Linked DNA regions of Homo sapiens: region 1 is linked to region 2. Evidence: read pairs that join two places in POLR2A ChIA-PET (ENCODE). Cell type or tissue: B cell. All regions are shown on one strand. Each heading gives the region's core, and the rest is flanking DNA. Links, peaks and the distances in the headings are about the cores only.

Region 1 (12,924 bases), core at 2,009-10,008, 82 kb before region 2:
TGTACATGCCTTCTTTCCACCTAGATTTCTCTCCCTCCTGCCCTCTCCCTGCCTCTCTTTTAGGCTTCTGTTTTTATGTGACTTCTTCTTGGACTGTCTGCCTGTGACTGTGTTCTGAAGGCATGGTTAGATGGGAACCTCAGGCTCCAGATTATGGTTTGTGAATTGCTTGGTGGATCATCTGTTTCCTTGAACTTTTTGAGGACAGAAACCATGTGCAGTGTTGTGCTGCTGAACTTAGCACAGGCCTGGAGTGTGGCATGTGCTCAATAAATAATTGTTACACAAATGAATGAACAACTTCAAAAAACTTCCTTTTGGACTACACATCCATATCTTCCTGAGAAGTGCAAGTAGTTCTCTCCTCTGCCGTAAGGGATGCTTCTGTGGAAAACTTTGAGAAGCACTCTTAGCTCTCTTCTTCCTTCTCTCCTCAGACTTGGGTTTCTCAGTTCTTTGGTTTCAAGGCAATGATTTAGGGCATGCTCCACAACTACCCAATTCCCCATCTGTCCACAACACTTAGCAGGATGAAGTAGACAGAGTATTGTACTAGAAATGAGATGACCTAGTTCTATCTGGGTTCCATGCTGTGGAATTTTCAACAAGTCATTAAAGCTTCCTGAGCCTCAGCTTCCTCAGCTCCATAATGGGTATAATAATCTGTTCCTCATTTCTTCAAGGGGTTGCTATTAAGATCAAATAAAATAAAAAATGTGCAATTGCTTTGCAATTGTGACACATGCGGAATCCGATACAGATGAAAACCTGGGAAGAGCATCAGTAAATTCTTAAGCCCCAAGCAGTCTCCTGAGCCCAAGATCAGAACTTCTGTCTCTTAAACATCTTCTCTAGACTCTCCAGACACGTGTCTAAAACTTAAGTCATCATCTCTGTTTCCGCTATGTATTGCTATTTAACAAGCTGCCACAATACCGTGGCTTAAAATAATAACAATGATTTACTTTGCCCACAGATTTGGGGGAAGACTGTTCATCCTGTCTCACTTTCATGTGCTTTTCATGTGCTTGCAATCAGATCATGGTGTGGCCTAGAGTCATGCAAGGCTCTTCACTCACAGGGCTACTGCCTGAACAGAGGGAGGCTCAAAGTGCTGGGTGGCTAGTGCCACTCAGCAGAAGCCTCCCAGAGTTGGTGTCCCAAGAGAAATAGGCAAATGCTGCATGGTCTTTTCTAAGCTAGCTTTGCAGGTCACACTTCCGGTGTATTCCATTCATTGAAGCCATCACCGAGCCTACTCAATTTCAAGGTGAAGGGGCACAAAGTCCATCATTTGATGAGAGGACCATCAAAAAATTTACAGACTTAAAAAAAAATACTACAATCCTTCTTCCCCCAAACCTACTGCTCCTCCACTGTTCCCCACCTCTATAAATGACATCTCCACTTGTCTAGTTGCTCAGGCCAGAATTCTAGGAGTCATCCTTGCTTCTTTTCTCTCCCTTGCTTCTCATGCCCAATGAGTAAGTCCTGTTAATTCTACTTTCAAAAATATCTCTCAAATATGTCCAATTCCATCCAGCCCCATGCTACCTATCTCAGATCAAGCCACCATTTTCTCTTATCACCAATTTCCACAATGATCCACTATCCTAACTGCTCTATTTACTGCATTCTCTCTAGCTAACCTGTTCTCTACCCTGCTGTCGGTATACATTTTCTAAAATGGTTCTCTGTTTGCATCACTCTTCTGCTTAAAATCTTTAGTGGCCACTGTGGGAAATGAGAAAGCAGAAGCTGTGAGCCTAAAGTTCACATTTCATAATGAGCTCACTTGCTACCCTCCTTAGTCTATGTCCTAGCCAGTGAGCTACTTCCTACTCCGCAAATGAATTTCATTTTTGTGTTTCTGGGCGTTTGATTCTTTTTCCCTCTTGTTGGAATATTCACTACCCCCAGTCGTCATCTTTCCCTGGTTTCATCCCACTTAGGCTAATTCCTCGTACAGAAGCCATTCTCAACCCCCAAATTCAAGTGAGGTGCTCCCTTTTATATGCCCTCTAAGCATTCCGTATTTTCCTTTTCCTAACACTTATCACCAATAGCGAAATCATCTGATTAATTTTGTTGATTCACTGGAATGAAGCTCAAGGGAAGGAGCCACATCTATCTATTGCACCCTTACAGAGCCAAGCACATAGTAACTGCTTACTGCATAGTTATTCGATGAGTGAATACATGAGGAAGTTCATGTACGCATGTATGCATGGAGGGATGGGTGGATGGAGGGAGGGAGCAAAGGAAAGAAGGAAGGAATAAATTTTGAGTCATTGTTTCAGTCAAGCTGGGGTCTCAGAGTAGCTCTTACTGGCCCTGATAAATTCTTTCTCCCATTTCCCACAGTGGCTATTTCAAACTTTCACCCTATCCTCAAGGCCCCTTACCTCAGTCCTCTGCCCTCTCAGCAAAGCATGTGCCTCCTTCTTTGCAGAAGAAATCGAAACTAGAGACCATTAGGCAGGAAGCCCTTCAACTTCCTGCCCACTATCTTCAAACTGGTAACTTTTCTCCACCACCAGCTGTCTTTCCTCCTTCTCTTTTCCCTCAGAGGATGAAGTGTCCCTCCTCCCAGTCAAGACCTGTGCCACTAACTCTGCTCTGAGTCCCACTAGCCCAGGCTCGTCAATCACCTCCCTTCTCTTCATGTCTTCCCTCCACTGAATCCTTTCCTTGGCCTACCATAGCTTAGGTCTTTCCCTACTTGAATAACAAAAACAAAATACTCTCTACTTTTTCATGACCCTTTACATACCGCCCTACCATTCTTTTTCCCATTCAAATTGCAACGTCTGAAGAGAAGAGTCTATTTTTATTGTTTCTCCTTCCTCACCTTCAGATTGCATTGCAGTGTTGCCCACTGAACTCATTATAGTTCCCATCTCAAAAAATAGTAGCCTGCTCAGCTTCTCACCAAGACACAAACCTGAGGTCTTGGTAGCTATTGCAAAATTACTTCCTAAAAAGGGTTGTACAGGCTTGTTAAATATTTAATCTTATGAGAGAGCTTCAGGTAACTCTGTCTCCACATCCTTAACACTCATCTTCTTTTCTTCCTTAAGAGTTTTACTAGAAACCATGTGTTTTGTTTTTATTATTTTTATTTTTCTCAATATATGAGGAAACCAAAGAAGCCAACCATGTGTCTTGTTTTATTGGAGTAACCGGAACTTACTCTTTAAAACCTTTCCCTTTCCTGGGGAGACTCTATGGTCCTGGGATTATGACTTCCTTTGATCTGAATTTTTTCCCGTTACAATTCTGTTTTTCTACAGACTAGAAACATGGGCGGGCACAGACAGGATCTGGTTCTATTTCTTCTTCTTTTTTTTAAAAGTGAAAGCGAGTTCATTAAGAAAGTAAAAGAATAAGATCCAACTTTGTTACTTTATCCCAATCATCCAGACATATCACCAAATACTTCCTGTTAGAATTAAATCAAAATAGTAGTTTTTTAAAAGGTTGCTTCAGCTACTTCCTAAAAAGTGGAATTGTTAAGAAGGCAAATCAAGATTTTATCAGCAGTTAATCACTTCTTTATTTCTCGGTAAGAAGTTACAGCCAACCATCAGGACAGCCTTTTTGGAATTGTTACACATGGGTGGTTAAGGAGGGAGAGAAGAAAGATACAATACTGTATGCTTACCTGTCATCAGCACTCATAATATACTGAAATTGGCTGAGCATGGTGGTTCACACCTGTAATCCCAGCACTTTGGGAGGCCGAAGCAGGTGGATCACCTGAGGTCAGGAGTTTGAGACTAGCCTGACCAACATGGTGAAACCCCGTATCTACTAAATACAAAAAATTAGCCCGGCGTGGTGGTGCATGCCTGTAATCCTAGCTACTTGGGAGGCTGAGGCAGGAGAATTGCTTGAACCTGGGGGGTGGAGGTTGCAGTGAGCTGAGATTGCACCACTGCACTCCAGCCTGGGTGACAAAAGTGAAACTCCATAAAAAAAATTATATATATATAAGTGATCTGTCTGGTGTTACTACCTGCCTCTGTCATCAGACAGTGGATTGTGCTATCTTCCTGAGTGTAAGTCTGAGACATCCTGGGGAGTCTGCCAAAGATGACCTAGCTCAGTACTTCTCAACCAGGGTGAATGTGGGAGAATTTTGTCCCTCAAGGGACATTTGGCAATATCTGGATACATTTTTGGCTGTCACAACTGGACAAGTGTTACTGGCACCTAGTGGGCAGATACCAGGAATGCTGGCAAACATCTTACAATGCACAGAACAGCCCCCTACAAAAAAGAATTATGTGGCCCAAAATGTCAATAATGTCAAGACTGAAAAACATTGATCTAGACTGCCTATTATGACCGCTTCTATTAATTCATGTGGAAACAACTAACAGAAGGAGAACAAATCTGGAATATGTCTAGTGATTTTAAACTCCTAGAAAGAATGTCCTCCTAGGCTGTATGCTCCAAGAGGCCAGAGACTGTATCTGCCTTGCTGACAGCAGAGTCTAGCACAGCGCCAGGCATGTTGTGGTTGTGCGATGACTGTATTCATGTAATCCATTTTACAAAACATATCTTAAACATTAATTAGACCACAGCCTCTGTCTTCTCTAACATCCCCTTCATCACATTTCTGTTTTTGTTGGGTGGCATCTCAGTTATGGGCATTTTGAGGTCTGGCCAAGGGGAAGTAGAAATGGGAAGTACTTAGTTGGGGTTAGTGGGATACATGTATGAGGGTTGAACTTATTCTGTCAGAGGGATTATAGGGCATGGGCTGGACCAATCAGAAGCACTGTAGAAATGAATGCCTAGGTATTTCCGTGTACAAACCAGGACAGGGTAAGTGCTTAATAAACATTTGTTGAATAGATGGATGAATGGTTGGAAGGCTGAATGAACAGGAACTTGAAAGCCCTGGGGTCACAGACATTTTTATCTTTTAGTGGTTGAGAATGTTTTTGGAAATGATGGATATGTGGAAAGTGAACAGCTAGTATATATCATGTTGAAGAGTACAACTGAGTTTTTGTGCGGCAGCATATGACACCAGAGTGATATAGGACATATTTCCTCTTCTTCTACCTTTAGCTTTTATTCCACAGCTCTTGTTTAGCCTTTGTATACATATTCTAAGTTCTCCCTCCACAAAAAGGACCAATGGACCTCCCTTCATCTTGTACTTTGTCCTTATCATCTTTTCTTTCTCCTTATCTTAACCAAACCAGGTTTTTAAAAATGACCTGAGGCTTATATAATTTGGAGTATTCTCATGAAAAAGAAAAATAATAAAAGAACAAAACTGGAAATACAAATAGGAACAAAAATAAATTCAATTAGAATAAAAAAAAAGAAATCCCAGGGAATTAGTTCAGGTTAAAAAAATACAAATACTACAAAGAACATGACAGCATAAAAAATAGCAGCATAATTTTAGTTAATTAAATGCCTTCGTGCTTCCACAATACTTTGCTACTGAATAGCTCTGGCTGTTGTTCACTTCCAACCTGCTTTCTCCTCTGCTTCCCACCTGCAGCCCGATTGCAACATGTCCATGGCCATTGCCAGTGAGTCAGTGCAGAGGGCAGCAAGAATATTCCTGGATGCCATTTCTTCACTGAAGTGGGTAGCGGGAACTTCACACACAAGAGTTTGCAACCCTCATACATGTATCCCGCTAACCCCAACTAAGTACTTCCCATTTCTACTTCCCCTTGGCCAGACCTCAAAATGCCCATAACTGAGATGCCACCCAACAAAAACAGAAATGTGATGAAGGGGATGTTAGAGTAGACAGAGGCTGTGGTCTAATTAATGTTTAAGATATGTTTTGTAAAATGGATTACATGAATACTGCTAGGGCTCCTCCAGGGCCATCCAAGAAGCCCTGAAGCTTCAGCTTCATCACTTTCACGGGAAATCTGCCTCTGATCCAAACTTTGTGAAACAATGGTTTATACAGTCTCCACTTTGTTACCTTCTAATAACTTGCTTCTAAATACATTGTAAATGCACACACAAGACATGAGCCACTTTTACAGGAAAGCATTTTTTTTTTACAGGACAAGACATTATTAATAAAGCTAAAATGTATCTACTCTCTCCAATCTCACTCCCTCTCTGACTGTGTCTCTCAACACCCAATCCCCTTGTTCACTCCACACTACCCACTCGCCACCTCCTTGCTGTTGTTTATGTATGGCAGGCAAATCCCTGCCCCAGGGCCTTTGCTCTGGCTCTTTCCTCTGTCTGGGTCCCTCCTACCCCAGATACCCTCTTGGCCACCTCTCTCCTCCAAGTCTTTACTCAGATGTGACCTACTTATCACCTTATAAATGAAGTTCACCCTTTTGCCCCTACCAGTACTTGTGACTCCCCTTACCTTATTCTAGGTTTTCTCCTCTGTCATGGCAGTTATCATCTCCTTACATACTATACAGTGTGTTCTGTTAGTGTGTTGATTGCTTACGTTTTTTCACCCCACTCTAATGCAAGCTCTGTTAAGGTAGGGATCTTTGCTGCATGTACCATAGATATGCTAATTCTTCTCTCTTCAAACCTCCAGCATCAGCTAATGGCTCCAGGACCAAACTACACTTTACCTATCATTCTCCAGGCCATCCCCCATCCACTACAGCCCCTCACCCTCCTGTCGTTTCGGGTCCTAAACCGGTCTGCATCGATATGCGCTGTTCAATCTTACCTTTTTTAAAAGAATTTAGGGATGCTTGTACTCAGTATGGTCCTACTTCTCCTTATGTTAAGATGGTTTTACAAACTTTTCGTACTGAAGTCACTTACTTCCCTTAGATTGGGACCTTTTGGCAAAAGCTGTTCTAACCCCATCTCAGCATTTACAATTCCGTATTCCATACCTGGTGGTCAGAAGAGGCCCATTTGCAGGCTCAGCTAAATAGCAGTAATGGCATTCTAATTACTCAGGCTCAGCTCACAGGCTCCGATAGTTTCTCTGATGCTTATGCCCAGTTAAACTTTGATGCCCTTACCACAGAACAAGTAACAAAGGTGTGTATGAGAGCTTGGGATAAATTACACGCTCCAGGCCAAGCTCCTGTTCCTTTTACCATAGTTAAACAAAGTCACTCTGAATTATACCCAGATTTTTTGGCTAAATTACAAGATGCTGTTCAAAAATCTGTCTCTGATGAGCGCACTCAAGGCATTCTCCTTTATATGTTAGCTTTTGAAAATGCAAACCATGAATGTAAAATGGCCATGCATTCTGTCCAACGCAAAATTTACCTGATCACGAGGTGTTGCCTGCATATATTAAAGCTTGTGAAGGCATTGGATCAGATACCCACAAAGCTATTCTGTGGGCACCGGCCATGAAGGACACCAACCAAACTGGTCCCATTAATTCTTCTCTTGGAGCCTGCTATAATTGTGGCCAACTTGGTCATATTCAAAAAAGTTGCACTGTTAAAAACTTACAAGCGGCCAAGTCGGTTCAACAAACATGGCCAAATGCTGCTCCTACTGTTTGCCCACGTTGTCGCAAAGGTAAACATTGGGCAAATGTTTGCCGCTCTAGGTATAATGTAGATGGAAACCCCCTACCACAACACCAGGGAAACAGGGAGCGGGGCCTGGGATGGACCCGACATCAAATAGGACACTTCAAACTCAGACCAACATTGCGTTTCCACTTCAGGCAGTCCCAGTGCAACCCCCAGCACAAACAAATCTACCTACAACCAAACCAAATAGGTCCCAGCCTCTACTTCTGTCTCAGTACAATGCTTGTCCTCCTCCACAGTAGGAGGCGGGGTGGTTGATCTCTTTAGTACTATTCCTCTAAATTTACTTCCTGATTCTTTGCCTTTGATTGTCCCCACGGGGGTCACTGGCCCTTTACCTCAAGGTTCAGTGGGCCTGGTGTTAGGTAGAGCATCCACCTCTGCTAAAGGATTCACCATTCATACTGGTCTCATTAATTCTGATTCTGTTGATGAGATTAAATTAATTGTGTCTGCCAAGTTTCCTATTTCCATTGCGTCTGGTGAGTCAGTTGCTCAACTGCTTTTACTACCTAATATCATTTTAAACAAAGGCGATAAGACATGTGGCCCTGGGATAGGCTCCGGCGGTGAAAAGGCCACTTACTGGATTAATGTAATTTCTAAACAACGGCCCACCTGCATCATACACATTCAAGGAAAAAAGTTTGAGGGCCTAGTAGATACTGGTGCCGAAGTTTCTGTTATTTCCTCTAGTTTATGGCCTTCCTCTTGGCTTAAACATCCCACTAAGGTAGGACTAGTAGGTGTTGGAAAGGCCGAGGAAATTTATCAGAGCACATTTATCTTGCTTTGCACTGGCCCTGATGGTCAAAAAGGTACAATTCAGCCCTATATCATGCCAATTCACATTAATCTTTGGGGTAGAGATTTACTGGCAAAATAGAGGGCTGAAATTAATATTCCACATAACTCTTCTAGTGCTCCCAGTCAGCATATGATGGAAAATATAAGGTTTGTTCCTGGATTACCAAACCCCTCCCAGTCACTATAAAAGAAAACAGGGCTGGTTTAGGTTATTCTTTTTAGTGGCAGCCACTGCCATACCTCCTGATCCCATTCCCTTACAATGGAAACCTAAAACTCCCGTTTAGGTTCAGCAGTGGCCGCTTTCTAAAGAAAAACTGGAGGCTTTAAATCAATTGGTTTCTGAGCAGTTGCAACTTGGATATGTGGAACATTCTCTTTCCCCTTAGAATTCTCCTGTGTTCCTAGTAAAAAAGAAATCAGGCAAATGGCGGATGGTAACCGATTTAAGGGCCATTAATGCTGTAATTAAACCTATGGGGGCCGTCCAACCTGGCTTTAATACCTAAAAATTAGCCTCTCATAGTTATTGATCTTAAAGATTTTTTTTTATATTGCTTTACATAAATCAGATTGTGAAAAATTTGCTTTTACTGTACCATCTATCAATAATCAGGAACCTGCAGTTCATTATCAATGGAAAGTACTTCCTCAAGGAATGCTAAATAGCCCTACAATCTGCCAGCTTTATGTTGGGCAAGTGCTTTCACCAGTTCAAGCCCAATTTCCCGAGGCCTATATTCATCATTATATTGATGATATTTTAATTGCTGCCCCCACTGATAAAGAATTGACTGTTACCAAATTTTGAGCTGCTGTGTTATAGAGGCTGGATTACACATTGCTCAAGATAAAATTCATCAGACCACTCCTGTTCAATATTTAGGAATGGTGGTCGATAAACAATGTATTCAACCTCAAAAAGTTCAAATTAGGAGAGATTCTTTAAAAACTTTAGATGACTTCCACAAACTTTTAGGTAACATTAATTATTTAAGACCTACTTTAGGCATTCCAACCTATGCACTGTCTAACTTGATTTCTATGTTGCGGGGAGATTCCAATCTCCACAGCGCCAGGATTTTGACCTCTGAGGCTTTAATAGAACTGGAATTTGTAGAAGAAAGAATCCAGACTGCCCAGTTATCTAGAGTACAGCCATTTCAGCCTTTTCAGCTTCTAGTTTTTGCTTCATTACACTCCCCTACTGGACTAATAGTTCAACATAATGATTTAGTGGAGTGATGTTTTCTTCCTTATTCTGTCTCAAAAACTTTGTCTGTTTATCTAGACCAAATAGCCATATTAATTAGACAGGCTTGGTGCAGAATACTTCAAATTTCTGGATTTGATCCAAATATAATTGTAGTTCCTTTAAATTGGCTCAAAGTTCAAGCTGCCTTTCAACATTCTGTACTGTGGCAAATTCACTTGGCTGATTTTATTGGCGTTATTGACAATCATTATCCAAAAAACAAATTATTTGATTTTATAAAAATGACTTCTTAGGTGGTTCCTCGATTAACCAAAAATCAACCCATTCCTGAGGCCGTTACAGTGTTCACTGATGGCTCCAGTAATGGCAATGCTGGCTATGTAAGTCCTACAGACAAACTTATTTCTACCTCTTATACTTCTGCTCAAAAGGCGGAGTTAATTGCTGTGATTACTGCCTTACAGGATTTCCCCAAACCTTTAAATATTGTCTCATGAAGGGGTGGGTTGCCCCTCCACACCTGTGGGTGTTTCTCATAAGGTGGAACGAGAGACTTGGAAAAGAAAAAGACACAGAGACAAAGTATAGAGAAAGAAATAAGGGGGCCCGGGGAACCAACGTTCAGCATATGGAGGATCCCGCCAGCCTCTGAGTTCCCTTAGTATTTATTGATCATTCGTGGGTGTTTCTCCGAGAGGGGGATGTGTCAGGGTCACAAGACAATAGTGGGGAGAGGGTGAGCAGACAAACACGTGAACAAAGGTCTTTGCATCATAGACAAGGTAAAGGATCAAGTGCTGTGCTTTTAGATATGCATACACATAAACATCTCAATGCTTTACAAAGCAGTATTGCTGCCCACATGTCCCACCTCCAGCCCTAAGGCAGTTTTTCCCTATCTCAGTAGATGGAATGTTCAATCGGGTTTTATACTGAGACATTCCATTGCCCAGGGATGGGCAGGAGACAGATGTCTTCCTCTTCTCTCAACTGCAAGAGGCATGCTTTCCTCTTATACTAATCCTCCTCAGCACAGACCCTTTACGGGTGTTGGTCTGGGGGATGGTCAGGTCTTTCCCTTCCCACGAGGCCATATTTCAGACTATCACATGGGGAGAAACCTTGGACAATACCTAGCTTTCCTAGGCAGAGGTCCCTGCGGTCTTTCGCAGTGTTTGTGTCCCTGGGTACTTGAGATTAGGGAGTGGTGATGACTCTTAATGAGCATGCTGCCTTCAAGCATCTGTTTAACAAAGCACATCTTGCACCGCCCTTAATCCATTTAACCCTGAGTTTGACACAGCACATGTTTCAGAGAGCACGGGGTTGGGGGTAAGGTCATAGATTAACAGCATCTCAAGGCAGAAGAATTTTTCTTAGTACAGAACAAAATGGAGTCTCCTATGTCTACTTCTTTCTATACAGACACAGTAACAATCTCATCTCTCTTGCTTTTCCCCACATTTCCCCCTTTTCTTTTCGACAAAACCGCCATCGTCATCATGGCCCGTTCTCGATGTCACTGTCTCTTCGGAGCTGTTGGGTACACCTGCAGACTAACAACAGACAAAACAGGCACACAATGATTAATATGAGATTTATAATCATAGTACTTCTGATGGTCTTAATCCAAGTGACAGGGTTAAGATTTGCGAGGCCATCAGCAACTCCTGCAATTGCCTCAGTTCCTGGCACCAAATTTAAATGGGCTTTTGATGCTTCGAAAATTTGTTCTTTTAATTTGGAAATGTCTAAAGTGAGATTATCTTCTCTTCCCTGTAGATGGCGTCTAACCATGTCCCAGTGATGCTCAGACTCATTATAAATTTGGGGTGTAATACAAAAATCTGACGTATTCCAGTCACACTGTAACTGGAAATGATGTTCTAAGGTCATGAGCCTGTCTCCCATCCAAATGACAGTTTGTCTAAGATCATTAATTTGACTTGCCAATTTTTGATCAATACTAGATTGTGAATTCCACAATCTTGTAGAATTCTTTTGCCAATAATTAACAAAGTTTACTGACTGAACAGAAGAGTGCAATGCAACTCCTGCCACAGCAGCCGTAGCTGTGACTGCAATTAATCCCATAATCACTGCAATTAAAGTAAAAATGAATCTTTTGGATCTATTTAAAATGCCTTTTAATATTTCAGTCAAAATATGGATGGATGGCGAGGCCTCCCACGGTCGGTCCGTGGACACAGGGATCCACATGCCTTCTCTTGCTCTCACCAGCAGAATACGGTGCTGCCAATTAAAAGTTGAATCAATGCAAGTAAACAATCTACAATTTTCACAGGTTATAGTTTGGGAGGCTGGTTTAATAACTATATTTCCTACAACTAGCATATAAGGGGGCTTTATGCAACTTTGTAAAGGAACCGTTAGAATGGAATTTAGGTCGATAGTATAAAATGGCTTACGATATCTTGTTTCTAAAGTTTGATTTCCAGACCAAATTCTAATGTGGTGTGAGGCCACAGTAAGCCTCCACAATTCTGGATGTTCAGGACCAGAAACAGGACTTATTATTTTTGGTCTTGGGGTAGAGATTCCTTTTTCTTCCCATTCCCAAAGGTAGAAAGACTGTAATTTTTTATGCTTATGTTTGTCTAGACTTTCTGTTAAGTCGCTATCAACAGCTGGACTCACTTGTGCACTTGGACACGACTGAGTTTGTCCTGAGCAATTGTGGTAGAATTGACCTCGAGGTGCCCAATCTATAATAGTTTCGAATTCATTGTTTTGTAATATCACCACACTATTGGCCACACATTCTTCCCAAACTAAAACTTCTGTATTCTTTGATCCTTTAGGAATTTCCTTGGGGCAAGTTTTCCCTTTAGGTCTAAATTTTAATGATCTTTGATAAGAAAAGTCTTGTAAATAATTTACCCGTGGCCTGAGTGACATCCCGCTTACCATGTGATAAGTGAATCTACTGTTAGGACTGACAGTAGGTACTTCTACCAACCAATTTTGGACTGCAGGCATTAAACATCCTGGTGCTCTCCCTAGGCAAATAGGAGGATAATGATACCCAATGGAAATATTTATCATCATCCCTTCTTCCTCAGGTTTGGCAGGGCAGCGATCATCTGTGGGGCCAGGTACCCATACACTATCATTAACATATACTTCTATAGGATTATCCATCCATGTGACTGGTGTTACCATCTCCGTGGAGGCGCTTTTCTTTGCATCTCTGATGGGTTCATTGTAGAACTTCAAATGTCTAGTGGGTATCCAAACAGGAAGCTGATTTTCTCCTGGTGAAACACAAGCAAAACCTCTCCCCCACGTTATCAGCTTCCCTATTTCCCATGTCTTATTTTAATTATCTTTCCACTAAATTAGTTT
Region 2 (10,315 bases), core at 2,316-10,315:
GTATGAGAATGGAGGAAGATGATACTTGTGCAGAAATGGGAAGAGAAAGAGAGAGTCTGAACCTGCTAGGTGGTGAAAGCTGCCTGGTTCACAATGGAATTTGCTCCCTGGGACCCTTCAATCTTCAGCAGAGAACTTAAACCCACAAAATTATTGGTGTAAGTTTTTAAAAAAAAGTTTTTTTGGTTTGTTTGTGGAAACTGATTGTATTAGTCCGCTCTCATCCTGCCAATAAAGACATACCTGAGACTGGGTGATTTATAAAGGAAAGAGGTTTAATTGGCTCATAGTTCCACATGGCTGGAGAGGCCTCACAATCATGGTTGAAGGCGAATGAGGAGCAAAATCATGTCTTACGTGGCAGCAGGCAAGAGAGTTTGTGCAGGGGAGCTCCCATTTATAAAACCATCAGATCTTGTGAGACTTATTCACTCCCATGAGAACAACATGGGGGAAACCACCCCATGATTCAATTATCTCCACCTGGCCCCACCCTTGACACATGGGGATTATTACAATTCAAGGTGAGATTTGGGTGGGGGCGTGGCCAAACCATATCACTGATGAAGTGACTAAACCTTGCACCCAAGGAAGCACAGAGTAGAGCAAGCAGAGTTATAGGAGCAAAGACTTAGAGAACCATGAGGAAATTACTCCCAGAAATTACAGAAATCATGTGCAGCTTGACCTGAACAAACTGTAATAGTAGCACTTTTTTCATACTTATCCAAATTTCTAAGAGCATGGGGTCTCTGACATTTGATTTCCATGTAAATATAATTAAAGAATAGCAACAAATGGATGAGCACCAAGTATAAAAATACTTGGGCCTACTATACAGGTAGGGAAACTAAGCCATAAGTAAAGAACAGATGGGACTGAAGCATCTCTGGACACTGGTGAAGAGACTCCTTTGGACTTAAGATCAAACTCATTTTCTTGTCTTTCCAATCAATCAACAAGAATTTACTGAGACTCTATTATGTACTGAGTACTAAGAGAGCTGTTAAAGTAGTGTAAGAGATGGTCTCTGGCCTCCTAGAACCTAGCAACTATTTGGAGAATTGAGGCTAGCAGAAGTAATTGACACTTACTGACCACATGATGGATTCCAGATATTGCTCTAGGCACTTTCCATACATTACTATATGGGTTTCTCAGAACAACACTGTGAACTTATTGTTATGCTCATTTTACAGATGAGGAAGTTGAAGCCACAGAGGGTATGAGTAGCTTATCTGTAGTCACAGAGCTATCAAGTGGTAGACCCAGAATTTGAACTTATCTATCTGGCTCCAAATACCATCACTGAAAATGGTCTGCATGGTAAAGATGATGTTGCCAAAACTCAGGTTCTAAGATACATGACATAAACCACAGGTGCTGCAGGAGTCCAAGGGACAGGGAAGAACAAGAGCTGGGATGGTCAGGAAAGGTGACACAAAGAAAGGAAGATTGGCCTGGGCATCAAGGCTAGGCAGGCATGGTGGACAGCTTAGGGTGCAGCAGGAAGGAGAGTATGGAGTGGAGCCTGGGGCCAGGAATGAGCATGTGTTGGATGGAGGATGATGAAGGATGGGTTGGCTGCTCAGAGGGCTTTTGACTCAAAAGGTTTGAGTCAAAAGGGCTTTGACATCACTACTGCCTTCTTTATGGGGACCGCATCTCCAGAGGCTAAAGCACAAACCACAAAATCTGCAGTTCCCATCTTATCCAGCTCTGCCACTGACTTTTTCTATGACTCTGGATACTCCTGTCTGTGTCTCAGTGTCCTCAAAATAAAATTAGTGGGTTGGGTGAAATAAGCACTATACTATAGTTCCCTTAAGGTTAAAAAGGTCTATGATTCATATTTGTATCCAAAGATGAGGAAAAAAATTAGAGTTTATGAAATATCTTTCAGGACCATGGCCAACTTGTCTCTCAGATCTAGATGGACTGGCAGAAGCTTGTCATAGGACAAAGGTAGCAGATTGCTTTCATCCTCTAGAGACCCTAGAAAAGATAGAGAGGGCCGGCGTTGTCATGTCCTGAAGCCTTGGTGCTGCACCCAGTCATCGTTAGTTTCTGTGAGTTGGTGGGCAGCAGAGCAACCGGCGTCGGGCGCGAGGGAGAGGAGGCTGACTCACCAGGCATTACTGGTGCAGTTTTGTCTTTTATTTTCCAGTTCAGAGGTACTACTTTGTCTGTTGGTTTTATTTTTTTAATCTCAAGTGAAATTGGAAAGAAATATTATCTTTTAAAATGATATAAATGGTGGGGGTGTTTCTTCTCAAATCAGTTGTTGTATTGGAAGTTCCCAAAGTATCTATGATAGAAGAAGAAAGAGGAACTAGTCAAAATAGTAAGTGCTACTATAATGGTTTGCTGGATCAGTTCCATAGGCTGACGAAACACAAAGTTCAGGCTACTGGCTTTGCTTCTTATCCTAGTATTAGAGTGATTTCTCCAGTGGTTCCTAGTGTCGATATCATAAACCTTGAATGAATCAATCTGTCTCAAACACACACATACACACATACACACACACACACACACACACACACACACTCCTGCACAGAGGGTTCTCAGTGACCATAAGTCACTCAGAGTGGAGCTGCTCCTTCCTCCAGCATCAGCAATGATTCAAAATGTCATGCTTTATACAAATTCAGAACTCTCTGCCTGCCTCCTAACTTTTTTTTTTAATCAGAGCATAAGACTGTTGAAGTTGGTATCTGGCAAAATTAAAACATTTAATTTAGGGGATAGAACCTATAACCAAGGTGTTTGCAAAGTCAGTTCAGTGAGATTCCTTGGGCTAACTTGATGTGTGAAAGGCCTAAGGAGAAAAAGAATCTTTTCAAATCCAGAAGGCAACTTCTTGCCAGCTATCAGGCTGGAGGCCCCTTTGGATCTTGTAGGCTGCATTTTATGAATTCATTGAGACTGTCTGTATCTTTGGTCAACTCTGTAAACATCTGATTGTGTCCACCATGATTCTTTCCTTTGGAACCCGACTATTTTTCTTTCAATTTCTGCCCCACAAATTCCTCACAGGTTCAACAACAAGCAGGCTTATTCCACAATCATCCTTATAAGTTTCCCTTACACATTAATGTTAACATCTGGTGTTACTCTATTTAGAACCTTAGTGCGAATATTCTACTTAGAACCCTAGGGCTTCAGCTCGGTCCCCACTGTTCATTACCCCGGTATAACTTTTTCCAAGCCCATAAGTCTCTCTAACTCTCCAAGAAGTCTGTCTTTAGTATTCAGCCACATTTCTACTACTAAACCAAGCTCTAGTTCTTGAGGTTCTCCAGGCTGTTTTCCTTCTCCATAAAATGAGAATAATGAGTGTACCTACCTTGTAAGATTATTGTGAGGATTAAATATGTTAGTACACATGATGCACTAAAAATATGTGGCCCATTGCAAGTGCTCAATAATTGTTCATTATAATCTTATTGAGCTACATGTCTTGTTTACTGGGGGTGATAATTCTCATTCACTGTTTGTCAAAGTGTTGCTCCTAGTTCAAAAGGATTTGATAAAGTGGGTAAAGGAGAGAAAACAATAAAAGTTTTCTCTCTGATTTTGAGCCTTGATGATTAGTTCTCGGGCTAATTTTAAACATGAAGATGATTTAGAGGAAAGACTAAATACTTTCCTTTCAGTTCAGGTCTGCTGGGTTCAACCCAGTTATTTGCATGAAAGGACAACAATAGCACTATTATGTTTATTTTTAAAAAAGATAAGTAGATCTTTCTTCCTCCCAGTGTCTCATGAGAATAGCGTGAATTCACAGGGACGGCACATGGAACCATTATATTCTCTTTACCCAAAATGGATACAGGACACATTAGCAATCTTAAGATGGAGAAACTGGGCAGAGAGATTGACTTAGGAGAGATGAAGATAATTTAATGTTAGACATGTGGTAGTTGAGTTAAAAATAAAGCATTTGGATAGAAAAATCTTCATGAAATTAAGAATGTGAAAGTATAGTGAGAGAAATTAGAATAAGAAAACAGATACAAAAATTTTCAGTGGTCTAAAGCTGACCTCTAAAACCATGAAAACAAACGTCTCCCTTGGGAGAGAATGCAGAAATAGAACATGAGGCTCCATTATCCCACTTTCATGTAAGATGTTTTTAAGCTCAGAATACTTTTGAGATTGCTCTTTGACTTCTTTTTTTTTCCAGAAACAAAACCATGGGCAGTGTATGCTGGGCTGTTAGGGGGTGTCATCATGATTCTCATCATGGTGGTAATACTACAGTTGAGAAGAAGAGGTAGGTGTCTGGCAATAAATAGATTCTTATCACACTCTCTGTGGTAAGCAGGGGACCTCTCTCCACAGGCTCGGACTTGCTCTCACAACTCTGGCTTTCTGCATGGGGCCACCTTTGCAAAAATAGTAGATAAACATATCCTGGGACCTTGCTTAATTCAGTCTAATTCAACATGTCTTGATCCCCTCTACTAGGCTGTGGAAAGAAATAGAAGAGCCACAGGTTTCTAATGTGAGAGACATTATTCAGATAATTTCAGTTTAGTGTGACTAGCACTGCCATCAGGGTAAACACAGGATGCTGAAGAAGTGAACAAGAGGTTTAAGAGTATTCACTGGGAACAGAATTCAGAAAATTATTGGATCTCATCCAAAAAGTCACCAGGGTTAGAATGAAACCAATAAGGCACAATTATTCCCCTGCAGTTGAAGTGCCTAGAGGTACCATCCCCTGTCCTCTCTTCCAAATTTCCCTATGATACAATATCTCAGGGCATTGTGCTCCCCTCAGCCACCTTGACTACTACCAACCAATACTGGAGTCAAAATGTCCTGACCCAAGACCAGGAGAGATGCCCCGGCTGCCTTCCCATGGTAAGGATAGAACTTGATCCTCATAACACTGAGCTGATGACTGATTTCATTCTCAAGTAGATCAGTGTCATCTACACACAACCTTCTTAGAAAAGCCCTTACCTCAGCACTCTGATGTTGGTTTTGCATATATAAAAAAATCTAGATCATAGCACAGCGACCTACTTGTGTCTCATTTCCTCCATCTAAGAGTTAGCCAGGTAGGAGGGATGGGTGATTCAGATAGAAATTAGGTTGACAGCCTATGGGGCTCGGGGTAGGGCAATCACATTTAGCTCATACTATAAGGAAATAGTGAGATGACCCAGGATGAGAAAACTGAACTTAACTTATCCACATTAACCTACCTAGTAAAATTGCTGGGATCCTACGCCATACTCTTTCCTCAACCACACTTGGCTTATCACATGGTTGTGCTCTAAGGGAATAGTGCTCCCCATCCCACAATTCCCCACTACCTTCCCCAACACACATACCCATCCTCACCTCAACCCCATTCACCATTTGTCCCTTGTAAGTTAGCAACACACAAAACTGCCTCAAACTTGCGGTAAAATTTATATTTAGTTGCTGCACCTTTCATAAAACCTTGCTAAAGAAATTATATTGGCAGCTTCTAATGCTATAATCATCAGAATGCAGCCTGACGCTGAAGGCTTTTCAATTTCATGACTCTTTGGCAATTTCATGTCCAGGAGAATACACTGATAAAGAATGTGGGTATAGGCATTAGACAAACTTACATTCAGATGCAGATTTTGCTACTGACAAGCTGTGTGATCAAATGACTTAACTTCTCGTCTGCAAAACAGGGGTAATACTATGTACTTCATGGTATTGTGGTGGAGATTGGTATCAATACACAGAAAACACTGAACACAGTGGTTCCCATCGATGGGTGATAGATAGATAGATACATAGACAGATAGATACATAGACAGATAGACAGATCTCTTAGTGTAGATGAATTAAAATGGCAATGTGTAAGTGCTATGGCCAGGAGAAGCTGCACTGGAAGCATCTGGAAACAATACCTAGAACAGATTGAAAATATTTTAAGTCATGGTAACATAAGACTTTATGCTTCAGGTAAAAGCTGAAAAGGATATTAGATACTCTATGCCCTCATTTTACAGTTATGGTAAGAGAAAAGACCCATTGAGATGACGTGATTTGTCCAATGCCACACAGCTAATGATGGCTACAATGTAGATGTCCTAATTTTAAGGCCAAGACTTTTTCCTTAGAGCCTAAGACCTTGCTGACTTGGAGCCGAGTTAAGCTTACTCCTAAAAACCTGTTCTTGCACTGGGGAAAATAACCTGAGACTAAATTATCTTGGTCCAATGGTCCTTTTAAGCAGCAACAATCAACCTCACCTCTTCCATCTGTCTGACCATTTAGGACTGTCCTTCCAGTTCTACATTTGACTCTGAGCTGACCTGCAAGACTGAAAGTCTTTGAGGACTGTAGTCTGTTCTCTACTCTATTTGTAGCCACTACAGCACCTAGGAGAGTGCTGGGCAGGCATGTCTTACTTTGCAAACACTCGTGGGGACTAACTTGAACCTCCTCTGCTACCTCCAACTGCTTCTTGAGTCCTCCCCTCCATTTTACACACACACACACACACACACACACACACACGCACTCACGCACACTCCTCAGTCAGGATCAACTCTGACCAAAAAAGCGAAGTTGAAACCACTAGGCACACCGTGCTCATACCCACACACAAAAAATCCCATGTTGACTTTCCTTGAATTCCTGGAACTTCATCAGTGTCTGCCCCACATTTCCTCCCCAAGACTCACACCCTCACGCAGCACATTCCACCATGCTCACCACATACACACTGGGCCTTTCCCTTCCAAAGAAAAATGTGCCTCTCCTAAAAATGCTATTTCCTCAGAGATGTGCCTTTTTTTTTTTTTTTTTTTTTTTGAGATAGATTCTTGCTCTGTCACTCAGGCTGGAGTGCAATGGCATGATCTCGGCTCACTGCAACCTCTGTCTCCTGGGCTCAAGCAGTTCTTCTGTCTCAGCCTCCTGAGTAGCTGAAATTATAAGCGCGTGCCACCATGCCTGGCTAATTTTTGTATTTTTAGTAGAGACAGGGTTTCCCCATGTTGGCCAGGCTGGTCTCAAACTCCTGACCTCGTGATCTGCCCACCTCAGCCTCCCATAGTGCTGTGATTATAGGCGTGAGCCACTGCACCCAGCCCAGTTTTTTAAGAGAATAAATTAACTGGTGTTAAAATAAGTCTACCTTAAAGGCTGTGATTTTCTGGGTCCAGCCTCCATTGCCTCTGCCTGGACTTTGCAATAATCCCATAATAAACCTCCATCCTTCAGTCTGCCACTTTCCCACCATCCTTACTGCTGCATGATGTATACAAAGGATACTGTGCAACTTTAGAAAGAATGAGATAGGTCTACTGTGCTAACATGAAAAATGTCCTCAATACATTTTAAGTGAAAAGATCAAGTTACAGAGAAGTGTGTGCAGAATGACACCTCTTGTGTGGAAAAAAGTCTATATAAGTATAGCAAATATCCAAAACTGCATTGTCTAATATGGTAGTCACTAGCCACATGTGGCTTTTTAAATTTAAATTAATTTGAATTAAATAAAATTTAAAATTCAGTGACATTAGTCACAGTTCAGGTGCTCCATAGCCCCGTGTCTGTAAGCTGTATTAGACACTGCAGATATGGAACATTTCCATCATCTCAGAAAGTTCTGTTGCACAGAGCTGATCTACAGGGATATACATCAAACTTTTAAAAATGGTTTCTTCTTTTTTTTCCCACTTCTTTTCACAGGTATTGAAAAATACGGTTTCTTTTGGGAATGAAATTGGGTTGGTTAATGGAAGAAGGGGATTTATACTTTTTACTTTATACTTTATATATTTCTTCACAATTTTTATTTTATGATGAGAATAAATTACTCCTATAATTTAAAAAGAAAGCTTTTTAAAATTGGCTAAAAATTAAAATATTCTGCAACTTATTAATTTCCAGAGACCCTAGGCCCTGAGCAAAATTTCCAGATGGTGGGCAACAGAATGACATTGTTGCTTTATTTTCTAAATAGTCCCAGGTGGAACATCCCTCTTACACGTCCCCCCGCCCTTACCTCCCACACATCAATTCCCCCAGAAATAGGGAGGTGAGAAAGCTGTGAGTGAAGCAACATACTACCAGCTGGAAAATACAAAAGAGGTATAAACAACTAGCCCTGCCCTCAAAGAACTTAGAATCCTATTAGGAGACCAGATATGCACATTGAGCAACAGAGATTAAAGTAATTGAATGGTACACCAATGAGAAAAACACCTAATGCGTATTGGGCATTTGTTATGCACCAGGCAGTGTTCTAAACACTTTACAAGTGGTATCTCATTTAATTATCACAACAGCCCCGTGAGGCAGGTATTTCAAATCCCATTTCACAGATAGGCCTAGAGTGATCAAGTAACTAACCTAAGACAATATGACAAATGTGCAGGGGGGCTGGGACTCAGGGCTTTGTTTCCATTGTGCCCTTGGGGAAAGTGGGTATGCAAAGGACAGTAAAGACCAGGTCTGAGTAAGGAGCTCCTGCTGGGGACCAGAGGGAGATAACCATTATGGTTTCTTTTCACCAGGTAAAACGAACCATTACCAGACAACAGTGGAAAAAAAAAGCCTTACGATCTATGCCCAAGTCCAGAAACCAGGTGTAAGTTCTATATTTTGTTTGAGATGAACCTGTCATGTTTCCTAGAGTATTCCTGGCCAGTCTACCTTGCCTGTTGGACATTCACAGTTTTCCATCCAGAGCAGAGGAAGGTAGGGAACAGGAGTCAAGAACAAGAGTTCTCCTAAAGTCACTAAACGTCAGTGTTTGAAATAATGGGCAACACTGGATAATTTTCTGGTCATGAGTCTTCACAGGAAAAAAATGAAGAAGCTGGAAATACATACTGTATGACTCTTTCCAGCTCTGGCATTGTAGGAGTCTAGGTTCCATGTTAGTCAATTATTTCCTTTTCTAGGGAAAAGAGTGCAGGCTTGAGGAGAGAGGAGGTTTGGAAAAGCTATTGTGTGACATGTTGGACTGATCCAAGTTTAGGATTTACTAAGTGCAAAAGTGACAAGGAAGGTAGGATCTTCAAAATTCTAGCTAGAGTGTGGTTAAAGAGATGAAAGATGAGATGGAAGAAAGAAAACTGTGACAGAGTGATCACTGGACTAAGAAGTGAAGGATGGAAAAACTGGATGCATGGTGAAGTTGAGAAGCAGATATGCTTGAAGGAAGGGATAGAGACGCTAAAAGGATCGTGGTTAGATGTAGAGACACTGTAGTTTTTCAACATGAAGGCAATTCTTGGTATTGTATAGGCCAGAATCTGGACATTTGGGGTGTAGGTAGAGGCAAATTCTTGAGTAAAGGATGTGAAGGTAAAGATGGTTTTGATAGTACCTTAGAAAATTGCATGAAAAGACAGCAAATGCACTTCTGAGAACCAGGAGATGGACTCTTGAACAAAGTTCTTATTTCTGCTGTCCCCTAGTGGCCTGGAGGGCTTATTACACAACCCAGCTCCATCCTTCCCCCAACTAAACTCCATTTAAATAGATGAGAATCCCAAGAGTAACCCTTTCACCCCACGCTCTCATCTGCCTGTTTAGGTAACCAGGTTCACCTTGACCATAGTGTCTTCCCTCACTACTCTATCCTATGCTGCTAGCATCCCTCTTTTTTACTGTGAAGCATGACATATGGTAGTCACTAGCCACATGTAGCTTTTTAAATTTAAATTAATTTGAATTAAATAAAATTTAAAATTCAGTGGCATTCATCAGTTCAGGACTGTCCTCCCAGTTCTACATTTGAGTCTGAGCTGACCTGCAAGACTGAAAGTCTTTGAGGACTGGAGTCTGTTCTCTACTCTATTTGTAGCCACTATACACCTAGGAGAGTGCTGGGCAGGCATGTCTTACTTTGCAAACACTCGAGGGGACTAACTTCCACCTCCTCTGCTACTTCCAGCTGCTTCTAATCACACTTTTAGTCCTCTCCTCCATTTTACACACACACACACACACACTCACTCTCACATACACACACTCATGCATACCCACTCCTCAGTAAGGATCAACTCTGACCAAAAAAATACACAACACATTAATGTCAGCTCAGTGAGTTACCCTTAAACACATATCTCGATATTTGGTAAAGCAAGTCTTCCTAATTTGTTTTTCTGCAAAAGTTTTTGGCTATTCTTGTTCCTTTATACTTTCATATGTATTTTAGAATCAACTTATCAAGTACCACAAAAAGAAAAAAAAATATTAGAATTGTATTGAGTCTACAGATCTATATGAGGAGAAATTACATTTTTCAGTGTTGCGTGTTTTTTGTTTTTTGTTTTTTGTTTTTTGACAGAGTCTT

What was found. ChIA-PET counts read pairs that join two places held together with the same protein. Peaks named below come from ENCODE experiments on the same cell type or tissue, not always from the same donor. Only the 100,000 strongest peaks of a DNase experiment are listed, where the experiment ranks them.
Region 1: POLR2A ChIA-PET joins it to region 2 with 10 read pairs; 6 of 35 experiments call an interaction of 5 or more read pairs at or near these places.

What each region holds. Positions count from the first base shown.
Region 1 is chr1:160,697,145-160,710,068 of GRCh38, reverse strand. The region is part of intron 1 of CD48 (CD48 molecule); the gene reads left to right. LOC124904439 (endogenous retrovirus group K member 18 Env polyprotein) reads right to left here. Exons shown (of 1, transcript XM_047438433.1): 1 at 4,711-12,924. The coding sequence starts at 12,741. The coding sequence ends at 11,059. Among named protein-coding and RNA genes, the nearest start is that of CD48, 8.2 kb to the left of the region's middle. RefSeq lists an enhancer at 1,275-1,344. In B cell, for the core only: no CTCF peak of the experiment used is centred there; DNase peaks (open chromatin) are centred at 2,368, 4,498, 4,808, 5,598 and 3 weaker places; H3K4me3 peaks cover 4,354 bases; H3K27ac peaks cover 7,647 bases.
Region 2 is chr1:160,618,060-160,628,374 of GRCh38, reverse strand. SLAMF1 (signaling lymphocytic activation molecule family member 1) reads left to right here. Exons shown (of 7, transcript NM_003037.5): 4 at 4,190-4,279; 5 at 8,526-8,599. Among named protein-coding and RNA genes, the nearest start is that of SLAMF1, 24 kb to the left of the region's middle. RefSeq lists enhancers at 1,026-1,075, 3,501-3,630. In B cell, for the core only: CTCF peaks have their summits at 9,220 and 9,422 (motif pointing left); DNase peaks (open chromatin) are centred at 2,384, 5,014, 6,594, 9,434 and 1 weaker place; H3K4me3 peaks cover 3,458 bases; H3K27ac peaks cover 4,895 bases.